Regions from separate parts of the Homo sapiens genome. Here region 2 is linked to region 1. The links are chromatin contacts, found by Hi-C or POLR2A ChIA-PET in ENCODE. All regions are on one chromosome and are shown on one strand. Each heading gives the region's core, a stretch centred on a gene start or an enhancer-like site at or near the end of the contact. The rest is flanking DNA. Distances are from core to core; before and after follow the strand shown. Region 1 holds the start of AHNAK (AHNAK nucleoprotein). Region 2 holds the start of WDR74 (WD repeat domain 74).

The links. Hi-C counts contacts between places; a loop is a spot of excess contacts on that map. ChIA-PET counts read pairs that join two places held with the same protein, here RNA polymerase II (POLR2A). Pooled maps may share reads with other maps.
Region 2: a map of mammary epithelial cell shows a loop between it and region 1 (7-fold over the local background). The contact joins the promoter of WDR74 here to the promoter of AHNAK in region 1. A Hi-C loop is called at or near these places in 12 of 168 maps with a recorded cell type or tissue (B cell, CD4-positive, alpha-beta memory T cell, HCT116 and 8 more), 9 of 37 single-sample maps with no recorded cell type and 20 of 50 pooled maps. POLR2A ChIA-PET finds 5 or more read pairs at or near these places in 31 of 52 experiments (AG04449, AG04450, B cell and 24 more).

Annotation. Positions count from the first base shown.
Region 1 is chr11:62,545,147-62,548,520 of GRCh38, reverse strand. AHNAK (AHNAK nucleoprotein) reads left to right here and starts at 1,715. Exons shown (of 5, transcript NM_001620.3): 1 at 1,715-1,861. RefSeq lists enhancers at 1,078-1,608, 2,187-2,697, 2,698-3,208 and silencers at 1,564-1,733, 1,854-1,923, 2,204-2,253, 2,264-2,383, 2,914-3,043.
Region 2 is chr11:62,837,844-62,841,217 of GRCh38, reverse strand. WDR74 (WD repeat domain 74) reads left to right here and starts at 1,628. Exons shown (of 11, transcript NM_001369450.1): 1 at 1,628-1,711; 2 at 1,790-1,896; 3 at 1,983-2,104. The coding sequence starts at 1,648. RefSeq lists enhancers at 435-604, 1,235-1,374, 1,445-1,784, 1,845-1,964, 2,075-2,204 and 1 more and a silencer at 255-304.

The DNA.
Region 1 (3,374 bases), core at 466-2,965:
TTTTTGTATTTTTAGTCGAGGCGGGGTTTCACTATGTTGGCCAGGCTGGTCTCGAACTCCTGAGCTCAAGTGATCCACCTGCCTTGGCTTCCCAAAGTGCTGGAATTACAGGTGTGAGGCATCGCGCCTGGCCTTGGTAATTTTTTTTTAAGTGTTCTATAGCTCAAAAGTTTTAGATTTGTTTTTTCTTTAAATAAGGTAGGTGCTAGGAAAGGGGTGCAGAACAAAATGGGGGAGCAGGTGATTCTTGGGAAAGTGTGAGTCTGTGACTGTGTGCTTGGGATGTGTTGTGGCGAGGCTGCCTCTGCCATGGGGTTGAGTCATTATCTGGGCACCTGTGTGTGTGTATTAGAGAGAGCAAGAGAAAATGCTGGTGCCCAAGTCTCCGCTTTGTGTTTTCACATGTCTCTGCCTGTCTGGATGTCTGCACATGCGGCTCCACCTTTCTGTGTCCATTATATGAGTGCCCATGTCTGTGGTTCCTCTGGCTGTCTCTTCCCTCCCCCACGGCCTGTACTCTGTGCCGGTAACTGGACCTGGACACAGCCCCCAGGGCTGGCAGCAGAGTTGACTGCTGGGTATTTTTAGCCTGTAAACATGTTTGCCATTTCAGAGGACAGGGCCGAGCTGGTCTCAGCTCCAGCCCACTCATGATCTTGCAGCAAGGAGGGCGCTCCTGCCTTGGCCAGGTCTCCTTAGTTCCCCAGCCTGGGGTCTCTCTTTCCTTAGCATTTGGGAAGGAGGGGAAACTGGCTTGGAGCGGGCAGTGGGTGGCCACCTAGGAGGGAGGATAAAAGGACTCATGAGGGAGAAGAGAAAGGGAGTGTGGAGGGGAGTGTGTAGCCAGAAGGCCCCCGCACCCCATCATTAAACGTTTAATAAAATCTCGATGTAGTTAGAAGTGGCTGTGGGAAATCGCTGTAAATTAGGAGACTCAGCGTCCCGCAAGTGGGGAGGCGGGGGCGGCGCTCAGAGAAGGAATGGGAGGCAGAGGAAGCGCTGGGGCTCTGGCTCCTGGGGGCGGGAGTCTGGAGAGGAAGGTGGGCGTCGGGTCCGCTGTCCAACGCCCGGGGTCCTCACCCCCGTATGCCCGCGGCCTGCGCAGCACCGCGGTGCGCGAGGCACTGGTGACCCCGGCTCCTGGGGGGTGGAAATCCAAGCCAGTTCTGTGCGGATATGGACGGAGGGGCCCCCAGAAAGAGAGAACGCGAGAAATGGGCGCGGCAGCACGGAGCTTGGGAACCAAGCAAGGAGGCTGGGGCCTGGGATCTGAAGTGTAGTTGCCTAAGCTGAGAGAAAACTCAAAGGTCCGGAGCAAGCTGACGGTCGCGGCTGAATCACCCAGCCACCTTCAGAGCCCCCAGGCCCTTCCTGCAAAATAAGTTGATTCGCAGTTCCAGCTGTGAGGGTGAGCCCAGGGAGCCTGCAGGAGTTTCTTGCCAATGAAGCCACACAGTGCACATGTTGGAGAGCAGGTCCAGGTCCGGGACAGGACAGGGGGCAGTGGATGCGGGGAGGGGGGGAAAGAATGTCCCCGCGTCCCCCAGCGGCCCCCCTCCCCAGCAGCCCACTCCCGGGTCCCTCCAGGGTCTGCCCCGCTCGCCAGTCCCAGCCCCGCTCCGGCCCCGCCCGGCCCCGCCCTCTCCCCACAGCTCCGGGCAGACCCGCCCGCCCGAGCCGGAGTTACAAGAGCCGCCTCCGCGCACGGGGGCCCGGCCACTCGGAGCTGCTCTGCCGCGGGGACTGCACCGCCCGCCCTGCCAGACCCGCCCGGAACGGGGCTCGTCGCCGCCAGTAGCCGCAGCACCGCAGCCTTGGGCCTCGCGCCGGCTATGGCCGTGCCCTGGGGCTGAGCCCTCAGGTAGGGGCGCCAGGCGCACCGTGGCGCCATCGGGGTCCGGGGCACCAAGGGCGGGTCGCGGGGAGGTGGGTTGCGGTGCTCCGGCAGGGCGCGTTGTTGGGGGTGTCACTGTGAGGATTCAAGCAGTTTGGAGCAAGCGGGGCCACCCGGGGCGGCGACGCGTCGCTCTCTGGGAGCGGAGTTCTGCCTCTGGAGTTGGGGCGCAAGTTGGTTAAAGTTGGAAAATCGCTCCGAAGTGCTTTGCTCCACTCTTTATTTCTCCGGAGGGCGGACTGTTGGCTCCACTGCAAGGCAGGGCGCCCCGTTCCGGGCCTGGTGGCCTCTGTCCCACCTCCTCTCCCTGCATGGGGCGGTGGCTCGGGGGCTGCTCCGTTCGTATCCCATGTTTACTGGAGGGGAAATTTCCGAGATCGCCACCGCGGCCCCCAGCGCCTCCGCGCCTCCGCGACCCCGCACCGTGCGCCCCCTCGGCTGTCCTTCCGCGCTCCCTGCACCTCTGCCCCTAACCGCGTCCCGAGTCGTCCAGGCCCCACCCTGTTCTGTACCACCAGCCCCTCAGCCTCCTCCAGCTGCCCCGCCCTAGCCTTGCCTCTCCGCGTTCCCCGCTCCAGAAAACCTTCCTCTCGGGCCGCGGAACCTGGAAGTTTGCAATGCGCCTCCCAGCGGGATGGGTGGGGAGGGGGACAAAATTAGGGAGATTCCTATGCTGAGGTGGGCGAGGAGGGGGGTGCGCTGCGGCGGCCCAGTCCTCGGGACCGCCCCTTCCCCTCCGGAGGCGGCGCTTTCCCCCCGCCCAACTCCCAAACCCGTCCGGGCGGGATGGCCCCCGCCCCAGAGCCTGGCCCGGCGCCAGCAGCCTGAGGAATGTGGTGGTTGGAGCCGGTGACTAATTCAAACCAGAACTCAGGGAGGAGTGGTGAGGGGCAAAGGGGAGGAGGAAGGGGCTGTGTGTGGGAGTTGGGGGCAGGAGCCGGGCTTGGCGTGGGAGGAGGGCTAAGCTGCGCTCGCTGGAACCCTGCGCTCCAGCGGTGCGCGCCAGGAGAGGGGGCCCGAAGCGAGGTCTCGCCTAGAGTTGGAAAGGCAGCGTGCTTAGGGTGTGTGCAGAGCTGTGTTATGTAAGGCTTTCCCATGCAAGGGGAGGGGGTGTGTGTGTGCAGTGTGCGAGGGCCTGGGCCGTCCCTGGCAGGGCTGGTCGCCCCCCAGCAGTGCCCAGGCCGGGATGTGGGGGCGCAGCCCCTTGGCGGCGCTGACCATGAGGGACTCCAGGGGCCCAAACAGGGCTGGCTGTGCCCCTTGCTGGGAGGGGTGCGGAGGGGGCAGATGGGTGTTCTCAGCTGTAGCCGAGGCCCCACAACAAGGTGGGGAACGGCTCTGGCCCCTCTGCACAATGAGGCCACTGAGGGTTGTGTGCGATGTGTGTGCTTGCCGGTTTCGCAGGGTGTGGCTCCCGCCGCGGCGACCGTGGCAGTGAGGTGCTCCCAGGGAGCGTGCGGTCGCTGCAGAGTGCCCTGCT
Region 2 (3,374 bases), core at 379-2,878, 290 kb before region 1:
AGCCTCCCGAGTGGCTGGGACTACAGGCGCCCGCCACCACGCCCAGCGAATTTTTATACTTTTAATAGAGACGGGGTTTCACCATGTTGGCCAGGGTGGTCTCCATCTCTTGACCTTGTGATCCGCCCGCTTCAGCCTCCCAAAGTGCTGGGAATACAGGCGTGAGCCACCGCGCCCGGCCTGTTTTGTATTTTTAGTGGAGACAGGGTTTCACAACGTGTTAACCAGGATGGTCTCGATCTCCTGAGCTCGTGATCCGCCCGCCTCGGCCTCCCAAAGTGGTGGGATTACAGGCGTGAGCCACCGCGCCCGGCCTGGTTTCGCGTTTGATGTGTTAAACCTAGGTCGCGCTCGGGGTTTCAAGCGTGAAATCCTAGCACTTCGGGAGGTTGGGGCGGGCGGATTGGGTAATTCCAGCCTGACTAACATGGTGTGAAAAATCCCGTCTTCACTAAAAAACCAAAAGAAAAGTGAATCAGGCCTGGTGGCGGGCGCTCTAGCCTGAGAGACAGAGCAAGATTCCATCTCAAAAAATAAATAAATCTTCGCGTTAGATAAAGGGTTTACTTGTAAACTGGTAATTTGTTGCTTTTCTGTGTTAATCTCTAGGTAAAGTAGCGACTTCCCTCTCCTATTTACGCATGCGCTATTACTGTATTTCTACTGAGCGATGACTTTCTCTGCGTTTCTCATGTAGCATAGCACAGAGTACTTTTAGTTGTTTTTGTTTTTTTTTTTTGAGACGGAGTCTCTGACGCCCAGGCTGGAGTGCAGTGGCGCAATCTCGGCTCACTGCAAGCTCCTCCTCCCGGGTTCACGCCATTCTCCTGCCTCAGCCTCCGGAGTAGCTGGGACTACAGGCGCCCGCCACCACGCCCGGCTAGTTTTGTTTTTGTATGTTTAGTAGAGACGGGGATTCACCGTGTTAGCCAAGATGGTCTCGATCTCCTGACCTCATGATCCGCCCGCCTCGGCCTCCCAAAGTGCTGGGATTACAGGCGTGAGCCACCGCGCCTCGCTGTCCGCCTCTTGAAGAGTAAACGAGGCCGGGCGCGGTGGTTTAGTAATACCAGCTGTAATCCCAGCTACTTGGGAGGCTGAGGCAGAAGAATCGCTTGAACCCGGGAGGCGGAGGTTGAGGTGAGAGGAGATCGCGCCATTGCACTCCAGCCTGGGCAACAAGGGCGAAGTTCTCTCAAAAGAAAAAAAAAATCGTCGGTTTCCTTTTCCCATCTTTCTTTCGTGACTTATATTCCAGAACGAAGCCCCACACATCATTAATGATTTGAATCGTTTCTAAAGTGTTTCTTAAATCGTTTCTTAAATCGTTTGTTGTTTCTTGTCTAACAGTCCAGAACACATATTACATAATGGAGCCGGGAGACAGACTAGGGCTGGCTTGATCCGGCCACGCAGTCCAGGAAAGGTGCTTTTCACCCCCAAGTGCAAAATGATCAATGTATTCTTCCGATCTACATAAACAAGCACCTCCTGGTTTCATTTTCGTAAAGCAAAACAAGCATGGAAGCTTTACTGTTTCGGCTCTTCAAACTTCCAGCAACTACACTGCGCTGCATCGGACTCGACGCCCGCTGGTGACGCACACGCTGCGCCGGAAGTGTGAACTGTCTGCCTCCAGGCTTTGTCATGGCGGCTGCTGCTGCACGCTGGAACCATGTGTGGGTCGGCACCGAGACTGGGATCTTGAAAGGTGGGTGGCAGGCTCGGGCGTCGGGAAGTGCAGGGGTGCACTCGCGCCCCTGGCGTGACTGACGCCTTCGTCTCTCAGGGGTAAATCTTCAGCGAAAACAGGCGGCGAACTTCACGGCCGGAGGACAGCCGCGGCGCGAGGAGGCAGTGAGCGCCCTGTGTTGGGGCACCGGCGGCGAGACCCAGGTGAGTGGCCCCTGGTCGGGCCGGAGCTGGGGGCCTGGGGCGCAGCAGCCTCGCTCTCCTCGCCATCTTGCCCTTCTTTGCCGCAGATGCTGGTGGGCTGCGCGGACAGGACGGTGAAGCACTTCAGCACCGAGGATGGCATATTCCAGGGTCAGAGACACTGCCCGGGCGGGGAGGGCATGTTCCGTGGCCTCGCCCAGGCCGACGGGTAAGACCAATCCCCTCGCTAAACTCAGGGCCGAAGGGAGAGCGTTGATGCTCCCTGAGGATACTGGAATGATGGCGACAGGCAAACTCTTAGTGACACGGCTTTGAATGGGTGACAGGGACCTGGGTTTCTGCCTTATGTAGTTCATACCTGTAACACACATTTATTGAACACCTACTGAATTCCAGGCACTGGGAGAAGTACAGGGGCTGCCGGTAAAATTTCTGCCTTCAAAAAGTTCTCATCCTCTAAGGTTTTTCACCTGACTCCATTATAATCCTCTAAGTAACCATGGGCAAGTCATTTAATAGTTTTGTGTGTGTGTGTGTTTGTTTTTTGTTTTTTTTTTTTTTGGAGACGGAGTTTTCGCTCTTGTTGCCCAGGCTGGAGTGCAGTGGCGCGATCTCGGCTCACTGCAACCTCCGCCTCCCGGGTTCAAGCGATACTCCTGCCTCAGCCTCCCAAGTACCTGGGATTACAGGCGTCTGCCACCACGCGCGGCTATTTTTGTATCTTTAGTAGAGACGGGGTTTCACCGTATTGGCTAGGCTGGTCTCGAACTCCTGACCTCAGGTGATCCACCTGCCTCGGACTCCCAAAGTGCTGGGATTACAGGCGTGAGCCACTGTGCCTGCTTGTCATTTAATAGTTTTAAGCAAGGCTGGGTGTGGTGGCTCATGCCTGTCATCCCAGCACTTTGGAAGGCCGAGATAGGTGGATCACTTGAGGTCAGGAGTTCAAGACCAGCCTGGCCAGCACGGTAAAACCCCTTCTCTACTAAAAAAATACAAAAATTATCCGGGTGTGGTGGCTCATGCCTGTAATCCCAGCTACTTGGGAGGCCGAGGCTGGAGAATCGCTTGAATCCGTCCCGCAGAGGTTGCAGTGAGCAGAGATCGCACCAGTGCACTCCAGTCTGTGAAACAGAGCAAGACTCCATCTCAAAAAAAACAACAAAAAAAGTTTTAAGCATGCATTCATTAATTCATTATTAATTCATTTATATTTTTTGAGACAGAGCCTCACTGTGTCACCTAGGCTTGAGTGCAGTGGTGCATTCATGGCTCACTACAGCCTCAACCTCCCGGGGTCAAACGATCCTCCCGCCTCAACCTCCTGAGTACCTGGGACCACAGGCAGGTGTCACCCTGCCCAGCTAAATTTTTAAGTTTTTTATAGAGATGGGGTCTCACTGTGTGCCCAGGCCAGTCTCAAACTCCTGGGCTCAACTTGAGCTCAACCACCAACAAGGTGATGTAGCTCTGAAAGC